Regions from separate parts of the Mus musculus genome. Here region 2 is linked to region 1. A link is a contact called in ENCODE Hi-C or POLR2A ChIA-PET data. All regions are on one chromosome and are shown on one strand. Each heading gives the region's core, a stretch centred on a gene start or an enhancer-like site at or near the end of the contact. The rest is flanking DNA. Distances are from core to core; before and after follow the strand shown. Region 1 overlaps Cfap54 (cilia and flagella associated protein 54). Region 2 overlaps Elk3 (ELK3, member of ETS oncogene family).

Region 1 (6,711 bases), core at 4,184-6,683:
TCGGTGAAGTAGCTGGATATAAAATAAACTCAAACAAGTCAATGGCCTTTCTCTATACAAAGAATAAACAGGCTGAGAAAGAAATTAGGGAAACAACACCCTTCTCAATAGTCACAAATAATATAAAATATCTTGGCGTGACTCTAACTAAGGAAGTGAAAGATCTGTATGATAAAAACTTCAAATCTCTGAAGAAAGAAATTAAGGAAGATCTCAGAAGATGGAAAGATCTCCCATGCTCATGGATTGGCAGGATCAACATTGTAAAAATGGCTATCTTGCCAAAAGCAATCTACAGATTCAATGCAATCCCCATCAAAATTCCAACTCAATTCTTCAACGAATTGGAAGGAGCAATTTGCAAATTTGTCTGGAATAACAAAAAACCTAGGATAGCAAAAAGTCTTCTCAAGGATAAAAGAACTTCTGGCGGAATCACCATGCCAGACCTAAAGCTTTACTACAGAGCAATTGTGATAAAAACTGCATGGTACTGGTATAGAGACAGACAAGTAGACCAATGGAATAGAATTGAAGATCCAGAAATGAACCCACACACCTATGGTCACTTGATCTTCGACAAGGGAGCTAAAACCATCCAGTGGAAGAAAGACAGCATTTTCAACAATTGGTGCTGGCACAACTGGTTGTTATCGTGTAGAAGAATGCGAATCGATCCATACTTATCTCCTTGTACTAAGGTCAAATCTAAGTGGATCAAGGAACTTCACATAAAACCAGAGACACTGAAACTTATAGAGGAGAAAGTGGGGAAAAGCCTTGAAGATATGGGCACAGGGGAAAAATTCCTGAACAGAACAGCAATGGCTTGTGCTGTAAGATCGAGAATTGACAAATGGGACCTAATGAAACTCCAAAGTTTCTGCAAGGCAAAAGACACCGTCAATAAGACAAAAAGACCACCAACAGATTGGGAAAGGATCTTTACCTATCCTAAATCAGATAGGGGACTAATATCCAACATATATAAAGAACTCAAGAAGGTGGACTTCAGAAAATCAAATAACCCCATTAAAAAATGGGGCTCAGAACTGAACAAAGAATTCTCACCTGAGGAATACCGAATGGCAGAGAAGCACTTGAAAAAATGTTCAACATCCTTAATCATCAGGGAAATGCAAATCAAAACAACCCTGAGATTCCACCTCACACCAGTCAGAATGGCTAAGATCAAAAATTCAGGTGACAGCAGATGCTGGCGAGGATGTGGAGAAAGAGGAACACTCCTCCATTGTTGGTGGGAGTGCAGGCTTGTACAACCACTCTGGAAATCAGTCTGGCGGTTCCTCAGAAAACTGGACATAGTACTACCGGAGGATCCAGCAATACCTCTCCTGGGCATATATCCAGAAGATGCCCCAACAGGTAAGAAGGACACATGCTCCACTATGTTCATAGCAGCCTTATTTATAATAGCCAGAAGCTGGAAAGAACCTAGATGCCCCTCAACAGAGGAATGGATACAGAAAATGTGGTACATCTACACAATGGAGTACTACTCAGCTATTAAAAAGAATGAATTTATGAAATTCCTAGCCAAATGGATGGACCTGGAGGGCATCATCCTGAGTGAGGTAACACATTCACAAAGAAACTCACACAATATGTACTCACTGATAAGTGGATATTAGCCCCAAACCTAGGATACCCAAGATATAAGATATAATTTGCTAAACACATGAAACTCAAGAAGAATGAAGACTGAAGTGTGGACACTATGCCCCTCCTTAGATTTGGGAACAAAACACCCATGGAAGGAGTTACAGAGACGGAGTTTGGAGCTGAGATGAAAGGATGGACCATGTAGAGACTGCCATATCCAGGGATCCACCCCATAATCAGCATCCAAACGCTGACACCATTGCATACACTAGCAAGATTTTATTGAAAGGACGCAGATGTAGCTGTCTCTTGTGAGACTATGCCGGGGCCCAGCAAACACAGAAGTGGATGCTCACAGTCAGCTAATGGATGGATCATAGGGCTCCCAATGGAGGAGCCAGAGAAAATAGCCAAGGAGCTAAAGGGATCTGCAACCCTATAGGTGGAACAACATTATGAGCTAACCAGTACCCCGGAGCTCTTGACTCTAGCTGCATATATATCAAAAGATGGCCTAGTCGGCCATCACTGGAAAGAGAGGCCCATTGGACTTGCAAACTTTATATGCCCCAGTACAGGGGAACACCAGGGCCAAAAAGGGGGAGTGGGAGTGGGTGGGCAGGGGAGTGGGGGTGGGTGGATATGGGGGACTTTTGGTATAGCATTGGAAATGTAAATGAGTTAAATACCTAATAAAAAATGGAAAAAAAAAAAAAGAACCTGAAAAAAAAAGATATGAAGCACGCACCACCAGGGCTGGCCCTTCCCGTGGGTTCTGGGGCCCAGACTCAGGTTGTCATGCTTCCAAGGCAGGCACTCTGTTGGCTCAGCCATCTGCTAGGCCCAGAGACTCCAACTTACACGATCCTCCCTTCCTGGGACTCACTGAGCCGCTTTAGCACGAGGAAGCCACTGTCATGGCATGTTTGTTGTCAGAAGACATGTTTATTCCCTGCATTCATTTTCCAGGCATTGGAACATAGGCCAGGAAGGGCAACTATACTCTCACGGAGACCTGCTGGAATTGCTGTTGGCATGGGAGACATTGTGTCCTTATGAGTCTTTCCCTGAGTGGTCAAATGCTTTGGAGAAACAATGCTTTTTATATTTCATCAGAATTAGGCATGTATCTTAGTGCTAACGACACTTAAAAATAAAAATAGAAGGCATGATATTTGCATGCTTTGTGGATAACATTTATTGTATGTTTGCTTTCTGTTTGGTTCCTCAAATGAAAAAAAAAATAAAAACAAAGACTATTACTAATAATAACTTGAACAAATTCTGGGCCAGCGTTTTGAGTACAAATTAAACAGAAGTGAGGCTGTCCCACATATAATAATAAGCTGCTCTGTAGATTCTGCCGCCCATGCTGCCTTTAGTTGCTGTTGAGATCCTAAAAAAGATTTCACAGTTGCTGTGTTAACAAATACCGCTCCACAGAGCTGCCATGGCTTGGTCTGCTCTAGAGTTTGCATGTCAAGAGCTTTGAAGGGCACATCTGTCTGTATTAGCAATTGGTTGTTAGTGTTGGCCGTTGTTAATATCAAGAGGATTTTAAATCAATGTGATAGTCCTCTTAAAATAATTCATTTATAATCCATACCAAACATCTCTTCTCCCAGCCTCATGGGACTTGAGTTTGTCTCTGACAAAGTACATGGTAGAAGAGGATAGTTGAGTAGCCCCCAGCCTGTGGGAAGGGGTTTGGGGCAATGCCGCCTGCAAGGATTTAGGGGTTCTACAGCTGTCACCTAAGGATCTACTCATTTATTAGGCGCTACTCATTTGTTCCCTGTGGCAAGCTTCAAGGGAATTAAGACTTTTTTCCACCCAGAAATTCCCAAGTCTCCACACAGTATCTTCACATAGCTTATCTGAGGCTACACATGGGTAACTCCACTTAATGGACATAAGCCCTGGAGACCCCACCACACAGGAAGCCTACCTACCAGCTCTAGGGAACTTTGACTTGATAAAGCTTGCCTGTTTTTTAAAAAAATATTTTTATTCATTTAGTACGGGTATGTATACACATGTGTGAATGTGTCTGTGTGTGTGATTACCACAGATGAATGTGTGTGTCTATACATATATGAATGTGTGTGCATCTCTGTGGGCGTGTACACATGTATGAATGTTTATAGGCCAGAAGTTGATGTCAGGTACCATCCACAGTTGATCTTCATTTTGGTTTTTGAGACAGGAACTCTCTCTCTCACAGAACTTGCACCATTTGGTTCTGGGCGTGGGGGTGATTCAGGTCCAGTTGTGAAGACATATCACTGCCAAGTCAGCCCTGTGTCACCTTGGTGGTGCTTTCTGCCACCGAGGCCAAGGTTGTTGGTTTACCTTGCCCGTATCATCAGAACCTCCAGTCTGTTTCTCTCTCCTCCCAGTACAGGACTTAAAGACACATACCACCGTGCCTGGCTCTTTGATGGGTGCTGAGGAGTGAGCTCAGGTCATTGTGCTTGCATGACACTTTACCATTTTTCCAGTCCCTGAGTTCAAGTCTGTAACTGCATGAGACAGAAATAGTACTAGTTACCCAGTACTCTCGGTGTCATTCTTGGCTGACTTAATCTTCTAGTAATGTAGAAACCAGGCATTATGGCTGCCCCTCATTATTGCTGCAAACCCTGCAACATTCTGAGTATTGTGGAAGGGTTTGGCATGCATAGCAATCCTCACTATAGTCTTTTGAGGTAGAGATCATCAGTACTACTACTACCAGGCAGTGATATCCTCCTCCTCCTCCTCCTCCTCACTCCTCCTCCTCACTCCTCCTCCTCCTCACTCCTCCTCCTACCCCCTACTCCTCCTCACTCCTCCTCCTCCTCATTCCTCCTCCTCACTCCTCCTCCTCACTCCTCCTCCTCCTCACTCCTCCTCCTCCTCACTCCTCCTCCTCACTCCTCCTCCTCCTCACTTCTCCTCCTCCTCACTCCTCCTCCTCACTCCTCCTCCTCCTCATTCCTCCTCCTCCTCACTCCTCCTCCTCCTCACTTCTCCTCCTCCTCACTCCTCCTCCTCACTCCTCCTCCTCCTCCTCATTCCTCCTCCTCCTCACTCCTCCTCCTCACTCCTCCTCCTCCTCACTTCTCCTCTTTCCTCCTCCTCCTCCCCCTTCTTCTCACAACCATCACTACCACCACCACCATATGGACCATAGTTCACCCACATCCCATGTATTCTGCTAAGTACTTTCATGAATCTTCTCACTTGATCCTCATACCAACACTTTAACAAGGACACCGTTTTCACTAAACTTTCAGCTGAGGATGCAGAGGCTAAGAAAACCGAGCTTGCTCACAATTACCGGTGTAGATTGCAGCGTTCTGAGGCCACAGTCACAAGAACCACCACACAACTAAAGAGCAATGCCTATCCAGTCACTAAATCGGCTCCTGGCTTGCCTGTCTTATTCTGGTTTACCTACTCCAATGGAGGAACCGTGTGGAGGGACAGATCTTTTTTTTTTTTTCTCTAAAATCCCAAAGACCAAGACTGATGAAGGGCTTTTCTTCAGACAGAAGCCACTAAAGCACTCACCAGTACATGCCTAAGCAGTACTCCCGCTAACAATCAAGAGACACCTTTGCTTTGGATCTTCTGAGGCATCGTAAGGGGCAGTCTGGGACTCAACAAACGTTAAAGAAGACACTAGCAACAGTATGGACTTATGCTTTGCTTTCTGGTGAAGTATTTGGCTCACACAGCCGTTAAGCCACTCCCGTATTATTACTTAAATCTCAAGTCAACCTTGAAATGGCTCCTGACATGAACCTGTGATACACGAGGCTACACTGCCACCCTGTGGCCGAGTTAGTTTATTGTTTTTTTTCCCCCCTGCTGACACCTGAAGCAAGCTTTTGTGAGGTCCATGATTTTAGATCCATCTAGATTTTTAGCTCTTTGAAGTTTGATTTTCCTGTGAAGAAAATTGTCCTGTTTTAGTACATCTACTTTATTAATAAAAATAATTATTTCTTGCCTTTAGGGTTAGAGAAAAAAATGTTACTTGCCCCCCGCTTCTCCCCCCAGTGGCTTTTCATCTCCAGACTTGAAAGCAGGTTTTCCGGTGGGTTTTGGCACACTCCTCTCCTTTGTCAAAGCTTCGCTGAGTGGTGGAAAGAATGCTGCACTTAGCAGTTCAAAGACTTGAATTCCAGCCCCAGTTCACCTCTTTCAGAAACAGTTCAGACTCTGAGTCAGATTAGGTTAGATTTAACTTAAGGTCCCTTCTGGCAATGGCAATATACTCTCAGGGCTCTCTCTCTCTCTCTCTCTCTCTCTCTCTCTCTCTCTCTCTCTCTCTCTCTCTCTCTCTCTCTCTCTCAAACCCCAGTGTAACGATGAAGAGAAGCTGACTTTAGTTTGAAACGCGATTTTTCTTTCTTGCTGCGGAAGCTTTGAGGGATTTTTGCAAAGGCCTGTTGATTTGAAGAGGGTATTTACACAGACTTTTACACCATAGCCTCTGAACCACGATGATCCCGAAACAGGGTTGTTGTGGGGCAGTGGGTGCGAGGGAATAGGAGGTTCTGCTGATGCTGGCAAGGTAAACCAACAACCTGGGCCGCAGTGGCAGAAGGTACCACCACGGCCCCACTGACTTGGCAGTGGCCTGTCTTCAGAACTGGGCCTGAATCTCCTCACTGTGGCCACCCAGACACCCTAGAGAAAAGCCTCTGAACACTAGCCGTGCTGGATGAGGGAGATGAAGTTGGAAGAGTTCTACAGGGACCCGGAAAATTTATCTCGGAGACAGATCTAGCGGGGAGCACAGGCTGCTTGGGTATTTTCAGGTCCTTGGACGCCTGTGTTTGGAAGTGAGTTGTGCATTGCTTGGCACTTTCCCAGAAGACCTAGCTAGGACTGCGCGCCGGAAGCCTATTTAGGTGGATTTTAGTTTAGATTATGAAGTTGTCATTTTCTCGTGTTAAAAATCGCCCTATGCTGCCATGGTTTCTTGTTACCGGGATAGGAACTCTTGGTAGGGATGTCTGGTGCTGGTGGTGTCCGTGGGAAGAAAGTTAGGGGAGCCTCGAGCCCTACCACTTCAATGATCGCCTGAAGTATTTC
Region 2 (7,410 bases), core at 1,674-4,173, 200 kb before region 1:
CGCAGACAAAATGACCATGAGAGGAGAGATGGGGAGGGAGAGAGGAGCCGCTGACCAAGAGAGGCAATCGGGAGACCAGTGTTGCCAAACTGACTGAGTTAGAACAGGAATCAGACTGGAGGGTGAAGGCTAGGGAAGATGGGAAGTGAAGCCCAGGCCCTGGGAGGGAGGGGCTTAGGGCAGGGGAGGAGCCACAGGTACTGAGTGAGACTTGTCCTGGGTTTGAGACCTTCGCCCCTTCTTAGAATTGGGAACAAAACACCCCTGGAAGGAGTTACAGAGACAAAGTTTGGAGCTGAGACGAAAGGATGGACCATCCAGAGACTGCCCCACCCGGGGATCCATCCCATAATCAGCCACCAAACACAGACACTATTGCATACGCCAGCAAGATTTTGCTGAAAGGACCCTGATATAGCTCTCTCTTGTGAGGCTATGCCAGTGCCTAGCAAACACAGAAGTGGATGCTCACAGTCAGCTATTGGCTGGAACACAGGGCCCCCAATGGAGGAGCTAGAGAAAGTACCCAAGGAGCTAAAGGGATCTGCAGCCCTATAGGTGGAACAACAATATGAACTAACCAGTACTCCCAGAGCTCGTGTCTCTAGTTGGCCATCGTTGGGAAGAGAGGCCCCTTGGTCTTGCAAACTTTATATGCCCCAGTACCGGGGAACACCAAGGCCAAGAAGTGGGAGTGGGTGTAGGGGAGTGGGTGGGTAGGGGAGTGGGTGGGGGAGGGCATAGGGGACTTTTGGGATAGCATTTGAAATGTAAATGAAGAAAATACCTAATAAAAAGTTGGGGGAAAAAAAAAGAAGTCAGACCCGAGGAAGGCGGGCACGGAGTTGAAAAGTTCTTCAGCTCATCGAGCACTGGGGGTTAAGAACAACGAACAAACCCTCCAACGGCCATGAAAAGAGGAACCAGAAGGATGTGCACAGTATGAGACAGAATATATTTAATGTTAAGGGGTGAAAGGGTTCCATAGTATTCTAAAGATTCAGCAAAAATCAAAGAAATCATATCAGCCTGAGGGTAGACTGGGGGTCTGCTTCCAGGTGGTGGCATTTCTGACGGGCAGAGAGAGACAGGAGTAGAAAAGGTTGGTGCAGACAACACACAGCTGCAACACATCTGGATGTGAGTCAGCTGCTCTCGTTAAAGGTCACAGGTATACACTCTCTAGGCGACCCAGAATTAAGTGGATTTGAATGGGGAGGAAGAGAAAGGAGATCCTAGTGGGAAAGCCCTTCTTGCGTGTCTTTTCACTGACATCAGGAACAACTGTAGCCATTTGTTAAGCCAGGCATTCCCAGGCTCCTCAACAGCCCCGAAAAGCCTGCCCTTTACAGGCGGTCCTCCCTCCAGGTCAGGCAGAGACACCTTGGAGGCTCTGCAATGTCCTGAGATAACCCAGGCAAAGCTCTTTAGGAAGTTCCCCTTCCAAGTTCCCAAACAATCCTTCCTTTAAGGTTGCAGGATCTCCGGCGAGAACTGCAATTGGAGGAGGAGTGAATGAAGTCATTTCACAATGTTTATTTGCATATATTATAGAAGGCATTTCAAATGTATTAACCATGAGAAACAGAAGGCCCCTGCATTCTATGTGCATCCTGTATTCCTTGGAAACAAATGTGCAAGCGCCTCAGATCCAGAGGGGATGTAAACGGTAGATCCTGCACTTTACATATTTCCCAGACGTGTGAGTTTGTGGCCTTGGATGAGAAAATGGTAGCTGCCCTTTCTGGTTTAGAAGACTGTGCCTGCCGACTTTGAGAAGAACCTGAGAGCACTGACCCTGGTTATTAACTGTTAATAACACTGTGGTTTGAACCTGGCTCTAAAGTACCTCAAAGCACCTGGGTCTGCGGACTAGGGCCTAACCTACCCATACAAGTTGGATTCCCAGAACTTTTTAGCACCCAGTTGAGAATTCCTCATGAATGGATAAATTCTATTTAATGAGTATGTCTGGTACATTTTATATTTATTACTGATTTACAAAATGACCTGAGTCTCTTAGACTTGACATCTTTGTGTATTGGTCATATATATACATTATATATATACATTATCCATACTTTTATATAATATGTAAATATCTATTTATATTGTATGCTGTAATATATATAAGGTAAATAATATATAAAATAATGTGTATATTACTATATAAAACTAATATAATATATAGTAATATATTAAGAGTATCATTTGAATTACATGTCCTTGCAGCAACCCTGCAATAGCATACATTTTCCTTTCCCCCAGTTGACAGATTAAGATTGAGGACCAGAGAGGCTGGGCTGTTCGTCCGAGGTTGTCTAGCTAATGAGCAGAGGTTCTGAACATGGGAACCCTGTCAGAGCTCATGCTTACCCATTTATTTTTAACCATGAGGCCAGCTGGCCTAGCACACTTGTGAAATTGCCTCCAACTAGGAAAAAAAAAATGGATCACTAACTCAAAACACGTATTTATCCTAGTAACCTCGTAGGCCATTCAATATGTAGAAGGAAATGCCATGGAACCAAAGACTCAAAGAACTTGGTTTAAATCTGTTTACCAGTCAGCACTTCGGCTGGAAGACCACTGGATGTTTGTCTCTCTCTCCCGCTGAACAGAGCAAACCTTTCAATTTAGGTTTAAGCTCAAATGCATTTGATAATTACAGAGGCTGCCGGGGCCAGTTCTAGGAAAAAATAACACGGCGGCATCCAGCATGATGCAATCTTTAATGCTGGCGCCTTTGCTGTGTTCTTACACAAAGAGTCTTATTGAGGGGCTCCTCTGGTCACTAGAGGTGCAGACACCCTGGGCCAGGGAGTTTGCCTCTGCTGAGAAGAAAAGCCGTGCAGATTTACTGGCTGGGACGGCTTGTTTCTCCTGCCCTTTAGCTGGCTTGTGGGCCAGGCCTCCTGCCGAGTGCGGGCAAGCAAATGCCAGTCCGTCACTTCTAAGAAACGCTGCATTCTGGCTCCACAGCCCTACTTTCCCATTGCCAGGGCAATGGATTCCTCCCAGCCCCACGTCCAGAGTGAAGTCCGCAAGATCAGCTCAGGGCTTCTGAACAAGCGGCTGCAAGCCATGCTCATAGAATTTCAATTATTACAGGGCTGTTGATAATGGGGCATGATGCCCAAGATGATCCTTTTTACAAGCATGTGGCCCGTGGGCGGGGGTGGGGGGGTGTTGTAAACTTTGGGTGTGATCGCTGTCCACTGTGGCTAAACAGTTTGATAAGAAACGAAGCCCCCCTTCCAGGGATCCTATTCAGTCTATACATTTGTCTACTGGGAGCAGGGGGAAGGGACAGAAGGAACTGTTTGACAAGTTGCTACAAACCTGACTTTTCCAACCAGAATGTAGCTTGCCTAAGAACTGCACATAAAATTAGTACTGAGAATTAAGCTACTCCTAGTCATGTGGAGAGAACTAAAGTTGCCCAGTTTTCCCGAGAAGGCGAGGCTTGGTTCTCACACACTGACCACTCCGCTGCTTTTTGGTCATGGCTGGTGTTAGGTGACCCCCAATCAAGAGCTGCCTGTTGCCTTGTCTTCTAGACACCAAGTGGACTGTTTCTGGCCTCGAGTCCGCTGCTGCCCAGCATACACTTCTGGAGCAGCCTTAGTCCTGTCGCCCCACTGAGTCCTGCCAGGCTGCAAGGGCCGAACACACTTTTCCAGGTAAGTGTCTGCAAATGAGCTTTTAAACGCGAGTCATCTAACGGATGGCTTTTCTCTAAATTCCACAAAAGCTCTCTCTGACGGTACCTTCTGCCACTGAGCTACCAAGTTAAAAGTTTCCAAGGGGAATTCCTAAGGATTGGGTTGAAAGTCATTTTAGAGACAGACATTTCTTTTCTCTGAGGCAGAGAAGAGGTTCTTCTATCAGGAACACACACATGGATTCTTTAAGGGTTCTGGATACTTCCACGTGACTAGGAAAACTGGAAATTGACTGCAGGAAATGATTTAAAATTAAAACATGATTTTTATAAAAGCTCTATAAGAGACTTTAAAACAGGAACCCAACTAGTCAATAGATTCACATGAAAAAACACTGAAAAAAATAGAAACAGTGAACAGTTTTCCCAAACTGGAGTAGAAACGTTACCCGCATCATTCTACAGATTATAATCAGGCTTGAATTATGTAACAAAATACTGTGCAACATATGGTTAAAGAATGATGAAGCTGAGCCGGGCAGTGGTGGTGTACACCTTTAATCCCAGCACTTGGGAGGCAGAGGCAGGTGGATTTCCGAGTTTGAGGCCAGCCTGGTCTACAAAGTGAGTTCCAGGACACCAGGGCTACACAGAGAAACCCTGTCTCGAAAAAAGAATAATGAAGCCCTCCCTGAGTTAGGTGAACACATTCATTATCCATTCTTCTTCTGGAATTTTCCAGGAGCTTTACTCAGTATCCCATGGAGATCAGTATCTCCTGAGTCTCAAAGATTGCTACACACCAATAGGGCATTACTGTCTTGAGGATGTGAGTTCAGGCAGGGCAGGAATGAAGCAAAGGTAGACGCCTTGCTAGCTCCACGCTCCTCTCTAGCTTGGTCTACCCAGCCTGCTTCCCTTGGCCTAGGATGCTCACCCCAAACTGGCTGTCGCTCCTTATTCCCACGGTCCTTAACATTTTACATTAGGACTACCCATTGATCTGGCAAGTGGACCCCCCCCCAAAAAAAACCCTCAAAACCATAACCTGTTCACTGTGCTGTCTCCCAGCTTCTAGCACATCAATGGTCACACACATGTCAGTCATTACTGATAGCCTAGTGACAAGATGCCAAAGCACACATGCCAATAAAAGATGTGATGAGCTCCAGGCTGTCCTCTAAGGTGGTCACTTTGCTTAGCAAGGCTAGTATTTGCTGAGCACCTCTCTGCAAGAACACCATGTCTACACACCAGGATTTACGAGCTCTCTGGGAGGACGGAGCAGCTTCGGAGGTTTAGATTGCTATCCTGTGCTTCTGGTTTCCTGGCAGGCTTGGAGTAGGGTGTCATGGTGGGACTACTCCCTGGAGTAATTGAGTTTCCCTCTCTCCCTGGCCCTGAGTCCCAGCCCAGCTCACTTCTGCTCAGACACAGTGAACATGTTGGTGGCTACCATTTTATCCTCAAGTGGCACAGTCTAGTAGAAGCGTAGTGGGAGGGAGCTGTCTGAATACATCACCCCTCGTGGGCAGGACCGCATGAGTATGGAGTCTAACGTGGAGCTTCTGCAGAGCTCAGTGAATGTCTGAAAAACAAACAGCTTCTCATGTCTATGGGTTTTGCGAGTTCTGCCATCTGATTGGTACAGAGGTTAAAGATCTTCCAGGAAAGCCACAAGGAACCAGTGGAACTTTGTTTCTATTCCAGTATTCCCAACAGTAAAGAGAGTTCATTTCCACAGTGGGTTGACAGCCAGGATCTCTGGGAGCTGGGAGAAGTCCATACCACATAGCCAGTGGTTCTGCGAAGCCAGCATGCATCAGGGTTGCATGGATATTGTGTCAAGTAAAGATGCTAGGCCCACCCAGGGGCTTCTGATTCATGGGGTCTCAGGCATGGTCTGATAAAACAGTCACACTTCTGATAATGTTCTAGGAAACATTAGGAACCACATTCTGAGAGCCAACCGCTGTAGACTAGGGGTTCCTAATTTACATTTAGAATTCTGCAGACTACTGCATACAAAGGCTGTCTGCAAAGAGGTTCTATTCTAATTTCTGTAAACAGATCTGTTTTCAATCCAAGAGCCATTCAAAAACCAGCCGGGGAGGTTGAAAGGGGGCCACAGCTTAGCTTGGATGGCTGAGAGGTTGCATGGCCTGGAGTTCACAAGTGATGGCTGGATCCATGTGCAAAGGGAAACAACTCTGTCCCTTAAAAAATATTATTACCCTGCATAAAAAAGAGCAAGTGGTCATATAAAAGTTGGAGGTGGCAGTTTTAAAAATGGCAAACAATAAACTTCCTCAGAGGAATGAGATTTCCAATGAAAAATAATAGGACATCGACTGAAATGGATTTCTGGGAATACAGATTACCACTGAGTCCCATCAAAATGAATAAAAACGTAAGTCTCATTTACATACACCGGGTGTTGGTAAATGAAAGAAAAATCATAACCTACAGCACATTTTGAGCAGAGTGGGCATGTGTCCTGTGTGAGCTTTGGAAAAGCAAACCGAAATCCTTAGGGAGGGAGTTGGTGGAGCTAAGGCATTGCTACGCAGATCTCCTGAGACAATGATCTGCTTGTCTGTCTATCTTAGAGGAAGAGTGATGGGCACAGGGTCATACACTGTAGATCTGGCTAGCTTGGAGCTTACTTTGTAGCCCAGGCTGACCTTAAACTCACGGTAGTCCTCCTGCCTCAGCCTCCTGAATGTGGGGATGACGGGTGTGCACCAGCCTACCTAAAACCATGCTTATAGCAGACTAGAGCAGATATGGCAGAATTTCAGCAGAGAGAGAAAACGACGCACTACCCTTTCTGGAAGAGGTTATGTTTTCTATTTGCAAAGTGTTTTAGAAAAGAGAGAGAGGTATCTAAGGCACTGGCCGAGCGTGAATCTAGAGCCTGATCTACAAACACACTGGGGCATACCTCACAGGCAGGTACATGTGGAAAAAGGGTAGAGGAGACTCGGTTTCCAACTGAGAATGTGCTCGATAGAACATTTTAGCTTGACACACTTTTATAGCTGTGGTGGGAGCAAAGCCAATGAACCTTCTGTGGGGGGAGGGGGGAACCCAAGCCAATCAGGACAAGTATGGCAAAGGAGTGCACAGAGTGGGCAGCAATCCATCCTAACATATGGAAAAAGCTGACACTAAAGATGATTTTTTCATAGGCACCAGTAAAATGGGGGGCAGGGGGAGAGCGCGTGTGCGCTTCTGCAGTTCACCTGAAGTCACTTCACGAGTGGGGCTTGGCTTAGAAAGGTTTAAGTGCATGCAGATAGATCTAGGAACTGGACAGAAACAAAGTCCCCCAAAGCTCCAGGAAAGACAAGAAGCCCCTACATATGCCAGTTACCATTAAATCAATTAAAAGAGGAGCTGGGCCGTTTAGTATAGCTGGTGATTAAAAACTTACTTTTGCTTAGGAGCTATGACCTTGAGCTAGTCAGAACCTCCCCGAGTTGTTTGTCTCACTTACAAAGTGGTGATAACAAAGCTTACTTTATACTCTTAGTGACCCAATGAAACAGCGGCCCCTGAGAGGCCAAGGCGTTCAAATGTGTTACCGAAATAGTTTAGGGGAAAAAGTATGTACTCATTCGACAAATATTTATTGTACTTCTCGCATGTGCCAGGCTCTGCCGTTTGATATTTAGTGCTCAGGTTTAATATTTAGCTTTCCTGGACTAAACAGGGATTAAGCTACAGGAGGACCGGGGGGGGGG

The links. A loop is a pair of places that touch in the nucleus more often than their neighbours do. ChIA-PET counts read pairs that join two places held with the same protein, here RNA polymerase II (POLR2A).
Region 2: a loop to region 1 is called in a map of T-helper 1 cell, with 3 times the contacts of the local background. The contact joins two enhancer-like sites. A Hi-C loop is called at or near these places in 1 of 37 maps with a recorded cell type or tissue (T-helper 1 cell). POLR2A ChIA-PET finds 5 or more read pairs at or near these places in 1 of 5 experiments (Patski).

The regions. Positions count from the first base shown.
Region 1 is chr10:93,049,819-93,056,529 of GRCm38, reverse strand. The region is part of intron 5 of Cfap54 (cilia and flagella associated protein 54); the gene reads left to right. Among named protein-coding and RNA genes, the nearest start is that of Gm40739, 22 kb to the left of the region's middle. Within about 2 kb of position 5,433, at least 1 of the 3 ENCODE cell types and tissues checked has a DNase peak (open chromatin) inside an H3K27ac peak, as active enhancers do.
Region 2 is chr10:93,250,962-93,258,371 of GRCm38, reverse strand. It overlaps Elk3 (ELK3, member of ETS oncogene family), which reads left to right. Exons shown (of 5, transcript NM_013508.2): 4 at 3,561-3,683. It also overlaps a transcript of Cdk17 not described here. Among named protein-coding and RNA genes, the nearest start is that of Gm32551, 30 kb to the left of the region's middle. Within about 2 kb of position 2,923, at least 2 of the 3 ENCODE cell types and tissues checked have a DNase peak (open chromatin) inside an H3K27ac peak, as active enhancers do.